2 separate regions of the Mus musculus genome follow, and region 1 is linked to region 2. Evidence: chromatin contacts called from ENCODE Hi-C or POLR2A ChIA-PET data. All regions are on one chromosome and are shown on one strand. Each heading gives the region's core, a stretch centred on a gene start or an enhancer-like site at or near the end of the contact. The rest is flanking DNA. Distances are from core to core; before and after follow the strand shown. Region 1 overlaps Lrch1 (leucine-rich repeats and calponin homology (CH) domain containing 1). Region 2 overlaps Lrch1 (leucine-rich repeats and calponin homology (CH) domain containing 1).

Region 1 (6,020 bases), core at 665-3,164, 38 kb after region 2:
GCCTCAGACTCACAGAGATCCTTTATCAACTTGCCATAGCCTCTGGAGAGCTGGGATTAAAGGTGTGGGCCACCACGCCCTGCATTAAAAAAACAAATCTTAACAACAAAAAGTACGTGTTCCCAGCAGCCTTTCCTGTGTACCAAAGGCATCTCAGAGCAGATTTTTTTTTTAATTCAAATTCGATTGCGTCATTTATGCCTTCCCTGATGGGAGGGGTGACAGTGTGGGACAAGAATCGTCGCCATCTCAGTAAATCAGATGTTCAGGAAGGTTTATCCACACAGTCAGAGAAAGGAACTAATTCATAATGAAAATGACTAGCACGCGCGCGCACACACACACACAAGCCTACCGAAGGCTCCTAAAATAAATATTTTCATATGAAAGCTATGTTTTTATACTCTCAAATTATTTCCAGCATTTGGCGTGGAGCCAAGGCAATTCAGTAACTTTGCCATTTATAGCAAAGCTGAAGTTTCGCTGTGGGGCAAACAGAGAAGTATCCTTGCTGGGAGTTCCAAGGCCACGGGACAGGAGTGCCAAGCAGGGGGAGACTTGGTTTAACTGCAATTCCCAGCTCTGGGCAAGTGAAACAAAAGAACCCCAAAAGATAAGAAATGCCAAGGCAGTGGGAGGTGGGGACCAGAGAAGGCACACCTCAGCTCCTGAGAAGAGGAAATACAAACACACAAGAGAACTATCATCTCCTTGTCCCTGGGAGGGGACAAGCGGCAGTCAAGGGGAAGCAGCTAAACTGACGCAGTCCACAACTGGATCTGCCCGGCATTCGACAAGACATCTATTCACAGTGCAGGGGAGATTCGCTGGGGGCCCTGAATCATCTTCCTCCTCACCCAATTTAGGAAGAAAGTGCTAAATGGGAATAAATTAACTTACTTGCAGTGGCGTGGAGTTGCCTTGGGCTTCAAGAAGTTATGGGAAAAATAATAGACTTGAAGTAGGGTGAGAGCTCAGAGGCTCAAGGGCTTGCCACACAAGCATTAGGGCCCGAGTTCAATCCCCGATACATGAATTTGTAATCACAGCACTCTGGGTAGGGGAGGGGGGAGCACACAGAGATGCAGATCTCTGAGTCCTAACTGGCCAACCTTGCCTAAACAGTTCTTTCCAACCAGTGAGAGACCCTGTCTCAAAAAAAGAAAACACAGACAGAGACTGATAAACAATATCCAGGGCTGACCTCCCACACTCCTAAGCATGTGTACACACACATGATCACACACATGAGAGCACCTGTGCACACAAGCAAGTATACATACACAATAACAATAAGGACCATTTTAAAGATTTCTTAAAATGAAATAAGACTATTCTTGCTGTCAACAACTCCAAGGCTGCTGGGTAAGACAAGAGACCTGGGAAGGGTTGCCCCATTATGGGAAACACTCTTAGTGACATATACTCATGGTCAGGACAGCCAAAGGAGAAACAGACAACGATTTAGGGACAGGCCCAGCCAGGTCAACAGCTAGTCTTTTAAAATCAGGAGAGACCAAACAGATGTGTACAGAACCACTGCTCAATAAACTGAATACCACCAGTTCAGTTCACTTTTCCCAGTCCTCAGAGGAAGCTCAGGTTTGAACAAAAATCATTCTGCAAAGAGAGCACCAATTACTCCTTAATCCCTCTGCCTCACCTGTCTGGGAGACTGGCGGAACAATGCCATCCAGCCTTCTGGCCTGCCTGACTTCCATTCCATCCAGAGTAGAGAGACAAGAAAAAGTAAAATCCAACATCTCGAATTGGCTGAGCTCTTAAAAATGTCAGCCTGGTGGGAACATGAAAACCGTTCTCGTCTCCAGAATGAAGCCAGAGAGATCCCAGAGTCAGCACGCACATCACAGCACTGAGCATGAATGGACTGTAGCTCAAGGAAAACACAAGCATCTGCCAGCGACATCTTGGAGACAACTGCGGGGTGGGAGTGTGGGCTGAGTGTGGCTCACACGAGGAAGCCGGGGAAGCCGCTGCCAGTGTTTGTGTTTTGAAATGTCACTGCTTTTTCTGTAAGAGAATGCCTCTGTTTACTGAGTCTAGTCTTGCTACAACCTGCAGGAAGGAAAAACACAGAATAGCAAGGGGAAGGAATCTGATCACCCCAGTTACCTCAAATTGTGTGTGTGTGTGTGTGTGTGTGTATGCATATATGCATACAAGCATATACATGCATGCATATATATAATACACATAGACATATATACACACATATAGACGCATACATGCATTTGTATGCATGCATCTATGTATGTACATATCCACAACCAAATATACCAAACACGCAGACACAGCACACATAGGACAATAGTAATTGTGAATCTAACTGGTGGGGTTTATGGGTCAAGAGCCAGGGTAGAGGAAACTGGCTAAGGCTCTAACCATCCTAGAGCAGGCACATCTACCAGGAAAAGAAACAAGGAAAAGAGCAGAGTTGAGGGTTACTTAACATGTAACTGGCAGAGACTTTAATCAGAATTATAAGTAACTTATTTATCTCTGAAAATTGCCACCACTTTCAGTGTGCTTGGTCTGTAGGGGTTTTCTACTATAATCTCTCCCAGATTTACTGTGTACATAAAAGGTATTTTATGACTTCAGATAATACCGAAACTCTATGGCTCTGGTTTTCACACTTGGGCAAGCAGCGTGCTGTAAATACAAATGACTACAAAATAAGTCACTCAGAAGAGATCAAATAACTGCATTTACAACTATCAGGCTCATGGGGAGAAATGGGGCCTCGGATCTGCACATTCCTCCGATTTTCTCACATTAAATCCTATTTAAAGGTCGCCATAATGCTAGTGGCCACAGTCCCGCCATCCCGTAATGACCCTGGCATAGCAAAATGAAATGGAAACCCTAAGAGTAATTAATGTGAGCAGCCGGGAGGAGAGAACAAAGAGATGGGGCTCACACGCCGTGTACAAGGGCCAGTAGGCTATGGCTCCCTGAAGTCAGGTCCCTGGGTCAGTCTCACTCAGTACCTGTGCCCTCCCCACAACCACACCCCCAACCTCACCCCACCCCCTGACCAGCTCTCCTCACCCCTCCCACTACCCCCCAGCTTGACTGCCCCAACCATTTTGGCTGCACTCTCTTGGTTTGCTTGGTTTCCATGTGCTCTCTCCATCTCTTCTCCTCTGTCTTTCTCTTCTCTTCCTCTCTGTCTTCCTCTCCTCTTCCTGTCTTCTTATCTTCCTATCTTCCTCTTCTCTTGCTCTCTGTCTTCCTCCCTCACTCCCTGACTCCCACAGCCCAGTCCATTCTGTTTGCCATGTTCAGTCTGCACTCTTCCAGATGCCCCTGGCTATGTTCTCCCTCTATCTACAATAAACCTCTTCAACCATACCTAAGAGCGGTCATATCTTCACTTAAATTCACCTGAACCTGTTCTATGTGGGCATAATGTTTTTGTGAACTGTTTAAAGACTATCCTTGTATTATTCAAACGCTGATTTCTCTGCCCGCCCACCCATCTAGTTGCAATCTGGACACACTGTAATGCTTACTCCAAGTATCTCCTGTTTCAAGTTTGTGTAAACATTGCTCCCCATTTATTCTCTAATTTAGCCAATGGCTGGGCAGAAGAGAGAATAGGGAGGGACTTAACACCAGGAAGGGAAAGAAGAAGAGAGAAGATGAAGAAGTCAGCCCAGGAGAGACTCAAACAAGTAGCAAGGGGCATACGGTTGAGATGTAAGTTAAAATAGCTCAGAGCCTTCCCAATCTAGGCTTACAGCTTGTTAATAAAATACCAGGTCTCTGTGTCTTTTACATGAGCTAGCTAGAGTAAAGAACTCATTTACAATCCTAAGATTCTCATTGCTAGTCCATAACACCCCCGTTTTAACAATAAGACAGACACATTTTTCAACTTTTCACCAGAAAACAAATGGTGTTTAATCTCTAAAACTGTACCATAACACGAGAACAAACTACTTTGGATATTTTTTTTCCTTCTAATCCCTAAGTAATCATACTTGTCACGAGTGTCCTGAGAGATTCATCTGCCAGTTTAAACCCATCATCCGCTCAGGCAAGTCACCATGTATGTATGCCTTAGCATCTTCATTACCTCTCCTCTGATACTTCTAAAAATGCCTGTGGCTTACGTCAAACCTTTCAGAAACATCCGGAAATGCTGTCTAAACTGCCTTGGCTCATCATCACCGAAGCTCCAGCCTCAAGGTTCACCTGGCATCCTTTCCATCAGCATCAGTGTTATGCATGTATTTGGAGTGCAGCCTGCCTGGGACCACAGGAAGAGTTAGAGGTCTGGCACCTCTTTCTAGGGTTCTGAAAAACCCCAGGGCCAGGGTCAGAAAAAAACACAGGGTCGGGAACAGAGGTGACACTGGGGGCCACAACTCTCTAGTCTCTGAAATCAGAGTAATGGGGACAGGAGACATTTCCTTGAACAAGCAGTATCCCTGGAATGTGGTCATTACAAACCAAGAATCTTGGAGAGATAAAAGGAGGCCTAGACTTACTGAGCCTCTTCGCATCTGTCAGGTGCTATTTGAGCTTCAGCAAATCACAGTATCTCTGAGTCTGAGGCAGTAGCCATTTAATGGCCAGTTCCCTTTTCATAACGAAACTGAGACCTGGTGGGAATCACTGACTTTGCTACAAAAGCTAAGGCTTTCTCATAAAATCCTGGATGAAACCGCCATCTCTGTCCAAAATGCCTAATATTCTTCTCTGCTTGGAAAGATCCAGAAAAGCTGCCCATGCCAACAAAATGCAGCCCATCATCCCAGAACCCCAACCCAAGCCCAACACAGCCAGTTACAGCTCAGTCGTGGTCCTCAATGAAGAAGTGAGCTCTACAGATCCACTAAATGAGCTATTCAATTATGTCAATGGCTGACAATTACAAGTGACTGGCAGTTATGGCCTGTTATGTGACACTTTCCCAGGAACAAATACAACGTTCCGGGGACCTGTGGCATTCTCACGTGTGACCATGACCGCAGAGTGAGGGTCGGCTGCTCCACTCCTCACAGGTAGGTTCCAAATGTTCTGAGACAGGTCACAGAACCCTAGCACTCCCCAAACCACCTGGTGACAGTGGTCATCAGAACTGTCACTTGGCTGTAGCCAATGGCCACATGTCCTCTGCTTGCTATCCTTTCCTCCTCACTCTCTTTCTACCTACATTTATGTAATATCATCTATGATAGCATTAGAAATAGACTGACTAGAAATAGATCCCTTGTCCACATCCAAAGCCCATGAAGAAAAAATGTGAGGCTTTTAAGGCAGTAGAACTCAAGATAAAAAGTGAAAGTAAATTCTGAAGTGCTGATTCCTCTCCACCCCCCACCCCTGCCCCAGTATCCTCCCACACAACACTGGCCCACAAGGCTTAGAGCTGGGACTTTACACAGCAGGGTGGGTCTAAAAGCAGACATCTATAGGGACAGGACCAAAAAAATGATTAAAAGTGAACGGGAGATAGAGCTGCAGCCCAAAGTAGCAATGACTCAGATTAACAACACACCAGTAGGTGAGGCATATTCAAGGCCAGGATTTTGCGTCATGCTCATTTCTGTCCCAGCCATGGAAAGACCCATGGCATCTTCACGTGTGACAGCAGCATGAGTGTCAGCTGCTCCTCTCCTCACAGGTAGGTTCCAAGCGTTCTAAGACAGGTCACAGAAACTCTAAGCACCCGAGTGGTGACACACAGATGCCTGCCCCTGTGCTAAGCTGAAAAAGTTCCCAACCATCTGAGAAGCTGTGCTTCCCTTAAGGAATTACGTCTCGTTGGTTTGTTTGTTTGTTTGTTTGTTTTGGTTTTTCAAGACAGGGTTTCTGTATAGCCCTGGCTGTCCTGGAACTCACTCTGTAGACCAGGTTGACCTCGAACTCAGAAATCCGCCTGGAATTATGTCTCCATGTCACTAGGAGTTCCCCTCTTTACTTTTCAGTAGTGAAACACGTGAAAATGCCCAGCTCTCTGCTTGCTCGGTTCCCACGGGAGCACTCTG
Region 2 (5,339 bases), core at 2,325-4,824:
ACAGTCATTTACTGAGATGTCATTTATGAGACACATATGCCATGTTAGTATATACGGACATGAGTGAGACTTAATTTATAACCTATAGTAACACTCAGACTGATGGAGAAGGCAGACAGTCAAACAAAAGAGAAAGTACAGAGAGTTAGAGGGACATTTCTAAACATGGTAAAAATCCTGCTTGGTTGACAAAGGTTGAGGAAGGTTTCCAAGAAACATGGACCTGTGTGTGGATGAGTCTCTGGACAAGTACCTGGGAGCCTGCCAGGGCAAGCGGAGTACTCCTTCTTGGATCACAGGCACAGCCAGGGTGCAGAATGGAAGGACGGGTAGCTCTCTGAGAAAGCATTACTACCCCCCCCCCCCCCCCCGAGACCTAAGATATTCATCAGGGATGCACAGGGGAACATCTATATACATCCTTGAGGAGAATCAGGGGAAGGAGCAATGTGGAAACGGATGAAACGACAGACAAGAGAGCCATCGGTGAAGCAGCAGCGTTAACAGAGCTTAGCCATCAGTCTAATCTGCAGTGTATCTCAGGCTTCCAGCCTGCGCAGGACGGTGCCCACAGGTGTACCACTTGCTAAAAGAAATACAGGAGAAATTTTTTTTTTAAATTAGGGGGTGACGGTGGGAGAGGTGTCACCATGACACTTGTTTCTACTAAACTGACTTAAGAGCATCATTGGGTAGCCAAGTAGAGGGCCTGTTTTTTCCACTTGACTTGGGACTTAAGGTCCATCCACAGGAAGTGTATTGGCACAATGTGGGCTAGGAAGACATCAGTATAAGGATAAGGAGTGTCATGGTGCCCCAAGAACATGTGACAAGGAAGGAGCCTACCAGCAGCCTCTACACCATGAGGCCGACACCTTTCTCTGTCACAACTGTTCAAAGCAAGAGAAAGTGCAAGATTGTGAAATGCATACCTTCTGCCCCCAGGCCCAGTGTGATCCCTACCTCAGCATGCTCTGCACAGGTATCCCTTAATGCAATAATGACAACACTGTTACCCCAATACCCTGAGTCCCTGACCCAGCACATGTATCTGAGTGATGAAATTTAATTAGACATTCTTCACTTACTTTTAGAAAAGAAGTATGATCTATGCTTTAGAAGTAAGAGTTTGTTCAATTAAACTTAAGGTTACTACCAATTCCGCAAAACAACAAAACACCAGGATCGTCGACCAAAACACCAGGCCAACGTAAAAGCTAGGCTCCTTCCATGAGATTTTCCCCTTGGCAACGTTTTGTTTTTTTTTTTTTTTGTTTTTTTTTTTTTTTTAAAAGCCCCAAACTATGAAACAAAGAGTAAACTGTCTAAAAAAGTGCCTGATTTTCCCATTTTCAAAGTTCACATTTAGCTAAGACAGTGTGGCTAAGAAAGGCATGTTTGTGGTGGTGACTGAATACAGTATTATAAGAACATGAATTTTAAAGCTAGCAAGAGTTGATTCGAACAATTCCTATCGCCTCTTTGCAAATGAATTTGGGTGTCTCTTGCTGAAGCAAAGAACAAGAAGGCTGCTCACTATAAAGTACAAACGAACTCACGTGATTTCCCCCCTGACACGAGGCTTGGCTTCTCGGGGCTATAATTCAAAGTGCTATAATTAACTGACGTATTAGGTTCACACATAAATTTTCCAAAAGATTTAAATATAAGCGAATGCTTACTGTTCGCCCATGGTTTACCTTTTTTCTCACTTTGAGCACATACCATTTCTTCATCTTGAGTTCCTTCTAAGTAACAAATAACTATTACAACATCTTAAGAAAAGAAATTTCCTTTAAGACTCTGAAAAGAGCAAAATATATTCAGAAGGCCTCCCCCTTTCCAGTCCACTGCATTGTTTTATATATGGATATTAAGAGACTTTATCTTTTTATTATGAATCCTGTATCATCTAAATCTGTTTTTAAAAAAACCTTCTCTCCTGAAATCCAAATCACAGTATTAACACTATGCTCAAGTCACACAAAAATGATGCAAAATTATCTGAGCTTTGCAATGAGAATTCTGTCTTCACAGCAAAGGAATGGAAAGTAATTATTCCGTGTGTGTGTGTGTGTGTGTGTGTGTGTGTGTGTGTGTGTGTGTGTGTGAGTGTGTGTGCGTGTGCGTGTTAGTGTTATACAGGGCATGCTTGAGACACAAGACTCAAATGCATCTTAAGTAGCCTGCTTGTAGTGTAAGCCACCTTGTTTGGTCCGTTGGTTGATTGGTTGGTTGGTTGGTTGGTTTCTTGGTTCGTTGGTCAGTTTCTTGGTTGGTTGGTTGGATTTTTTAAGACAGGGTTTTTCTGAGTAGCCTTGGCTTCCATGTGAACATCTGAGTAGCCCTGACTGTCCCTGCGAGCCTTGCTTGTTTGTTTGCTTGTTCATTTGTTTTTGATTGATTGGTTGATTTTTTTTTTTAAGATAGGGTTCCTCTGAGCAGCCCTGGCTGTCCCTGTGAGCCTTTTTAGCCCCCACCATTGCTGAGCACTCACCGCACAGCCTGATGAACAAAAAAGCTTTCCTAATTCTCAATCTCATTTACAGACAACCTTGCCAGGCTCATTGGCACACTCCTGCAATCCCAGTACTCACACAGCAAAGACGGGAAGATGGTGAGTTCAAGGTCAACCTCCACTAAGAAAAACTTAGTAGGGTGTTTCCCCTTACTTACAAAAAGGAAAGTGGGACATGGAATGTTAAAATAACTTGGCTTCTAGGGCACAGCTTAAAGGTCAAAAAGTTATAAATGTACTGAACGCCATCGAACTCTACACATAAATAAAAATGTGTAAAGTGGGGGATGGAAAGATAGCTCAGCCTGTAAAGCGCTGTATAGTCAGCATGAGGACTCCAAATGGAATAGCCAATACTCAAGGGGAAGCTGGCACCATGGTAGATGCCTGAAATCCCAGAGCAGGGGATGCAGAAATAGGCAGGTCTCCAGCTAGTCTCAGTAAGCAGTGAACTCCAGGTTCAGTGAGCCATCCTATCTCAAAATAAAATAAAATAAAATAAAACAAAATAAAATAAAGGGCTGAGGAAAACAGTGCCAACCCCTAACTTCTACACACACATGTGCTCACATATGCACATATCCATCACATATACACTACACATAGCCACAAATGCTTAAAGTGCTATATTTAATGTCATGTATATTCTAACACACATTTTTTTTAAATGCTTGAAAAGAATAGCTAGATCCAAAATCGGTTTCTTATACCAAAATAAATTCCAAGCAGACTAAAATTTTAGCAGTTTAGAAACTATAAAATTCCTAGGGGTGCAGGGGGTGTGTGAAAACTCTAGGATCCAAACCCAGTAATCCAACAGTCCACCATGAGAATCCCTGCCACTCGCTAATGGTCTCCCACAAATTACTGATTTATGGGTAAAATCCACCCAAAGTGCTATTACCCAGAACTACCTCATTATCATCAAATTAAGTTTCATAATAACTCAGCAGTAATTCATGGCTTCCAGGGAATCTGCCACACACTGGGCACGTCTGACTGCCGAGCATGTGGAGGCCAAGTGCCCGAGCAAGACCAAGAGGCACCTGGAGAGGCAGCCCAAGCAGAGCAGCCAGCTTGTTGACTGTGGAGACAGCCACTGCCAAGGAGCAGGGTCTGTGGGACGGATGCATTCCAGAGCCTACTTTTGGAGCCTGGAGTCAAGGGAGAAATGTTTGCTATGGAAAGGATGCAGAAAATAATCACACTCGTATCTGAAGAAGCCACAGCATACAGCAGGGAACAAACAAAATTACAGTTTTCCAAAATACCTCAGAGTTGAAAGCTTGCAAAAAGCCACAAATCTTTTCCTGTAAGTCTAAATAGAGTTCAGAGGGAGGAGGGAGGAGGGAGGAGGGAGGAGGGAGGAGGGAGGAAGGAGGAAGGAGGGGCCAATCGTGGATTCTCCCTGTGGCCTTCAGACAAATGTGAGTCCCAGATCTGGGGAGGACATTCTCCCTTCAGGCAGAACTAGGGAGTGGGGGTACAAGGTATGAGGGGGACAAGGGTAGAACTGCAAAAGAAGCACAGGGTGGGAAAACCAGAGCTCTATGAAGTCTGAGCTCACCACAAAGAGATGACAAATGCTTTCCACTCTGCCGTTGCTGTGTCAATCCATGCTTTGCTGCCTAGGATCCATGCTTTGTCCTAGGATCAACCTAACTGCATTTCACAGCAGGGAGAAAGTCAAACGCACCTCTCCCAGAATGCAAAGCGTCAATATGGAGTCTCATTCCCATCGCATAAGCCATGCCGGTTCCCAGGCCAGTGGCTCAATGAACATGAAACTAAAAGGGAAATCAGAACTGGCCTCGTGGTAGCACTTTTACCAAACTCTGAGCTTCAGGAGCAAGTAAGCACTTTGACTTCTTACCTCGCAGGTCTTATAAAATAAGAAAGATGCACCTCGGATCCAGATGGCCCTGCTGTAAAGGAGCCTTAGCTCTCCTCTTGCTATATAACTGATTGGTCAATGTTCTTCTTGGACTCACAGGCACAGGATCATTTCCTTAGTCCATGAGTTCCAGTACAGCCTGCCCTTCACCAAGGCTGAGACTCCACTGAGCTCGAATGCTAGGTCCTACTCTGCTGAGGATAGTCCTAAAAACAGAACCAAAGTTTAATTACAAGGGGCTCCAGTGAGTGGAGCATTGCCAACTTCGGCCAGCCAATTAGAGGCCTTAACCATGCCGTTGGTTAGCAGCATTATAAATGTGGTTCTTTTAATTTTTGCTCAGCACACGGGGCACAAGATGCATGCCCACAGGGCTGGGTGCCTAGAGTTCAGAGAGATTTCCCAGGCACTGTCAAATTCAGAACAAAAATTAAAAAAAAAAAAAAGAAAGATGATTTGTGACACTTTCAAGATGGCTAGTCCAGGGGATGCTTTATAAACTTCAGCTGTAGCAACGCTGTGTCCTGTGTCCCATGTCCTGCTCCAGGGCATTTCCATGGTGAGTTGGAGTGGTCATAAGGGGCTGGGGGCAGCAGAGTGCTGAAGCCACCATGGCACAGTCATGCACTCATGACCAAACATTAGACTCTTTCTGGTAGTGATGGGTACTAGGAAGCTGAACAGACCCTCCACGTGACTCCAAAGTCTACAGGGTCACAGCTGAGCCTGTGCAGCCCGTGCCTTAGGCACTTACTGCCCTACACATTTTGTAGCTAACACCAGCTTATAGCCGTTCTTTCTAACTTTTTTATTTATTATTATTATTATTATTATTATTATATTATTTGCATGGCAATCACTTTCACCTGGAAAACATCCCACCATCCCCTTCCTATTTTTTCTTGTAGCCTCTTTCCTTTCATCAAG

Evidence for each region. Hi-C counts contacts between places; a loop is a spot of excess contacts on that map. ChIA-PET counts read pairs that join two places held with the same protein, here RNA polymerase II (POLR2A).
Region 1: a map of Patski shows a loop between it and region 2 (1.8-fold over the local background). The contact joins two enhancer-like sites. A Hi-C loop is called at or near these places in 9 of 37 maps with a recorded cell type or tissue (Patski, heart, left cerebral cortex and 1 more). POLR2A ChIA-PET finds 5 or more read pairs at or near these places in 2 of 5 experiments (Patski and embryonic stem cell).

The regions. Positions count from the first base shown.
Region 1 is chr14:74,913,317-74,919,336 of GRCm38, forward strand. The region is part of intron 1 of Lrch1 (leucine-rich repeats and calponin homology (CH) domain containing 1); the gene reads right to left. Among named protein-coding and RNA genes, the nearest start is that of Gm10847, 5.8 kb to the right of the region's middle. Within about 2 kb of position 1,915, at least 1 of the 3 ENCODE cell types and tissues checked has a DNase peak (open chromatin) inside an H3K27ac peak, as active enhancers do.
Region 2 is chr14:74,873,825-74,879,163 of GRCm38, forward strand. All of the region lies in intron 1 of Lrch1 (leucine-rich repeats and calponin homology (CH) domain containing 1), which reads right to left. Among named protein-coding and RNA genes, the nearest start is that of Gm10847, 46 kb to the right of the region's middle. Within about 2 kb of position 3,575, at least 1 of the 3 ENCODE cell types and tissues checked has a DNase peak (open chromatin) inside an H3K27ac peak, as active enhancers do.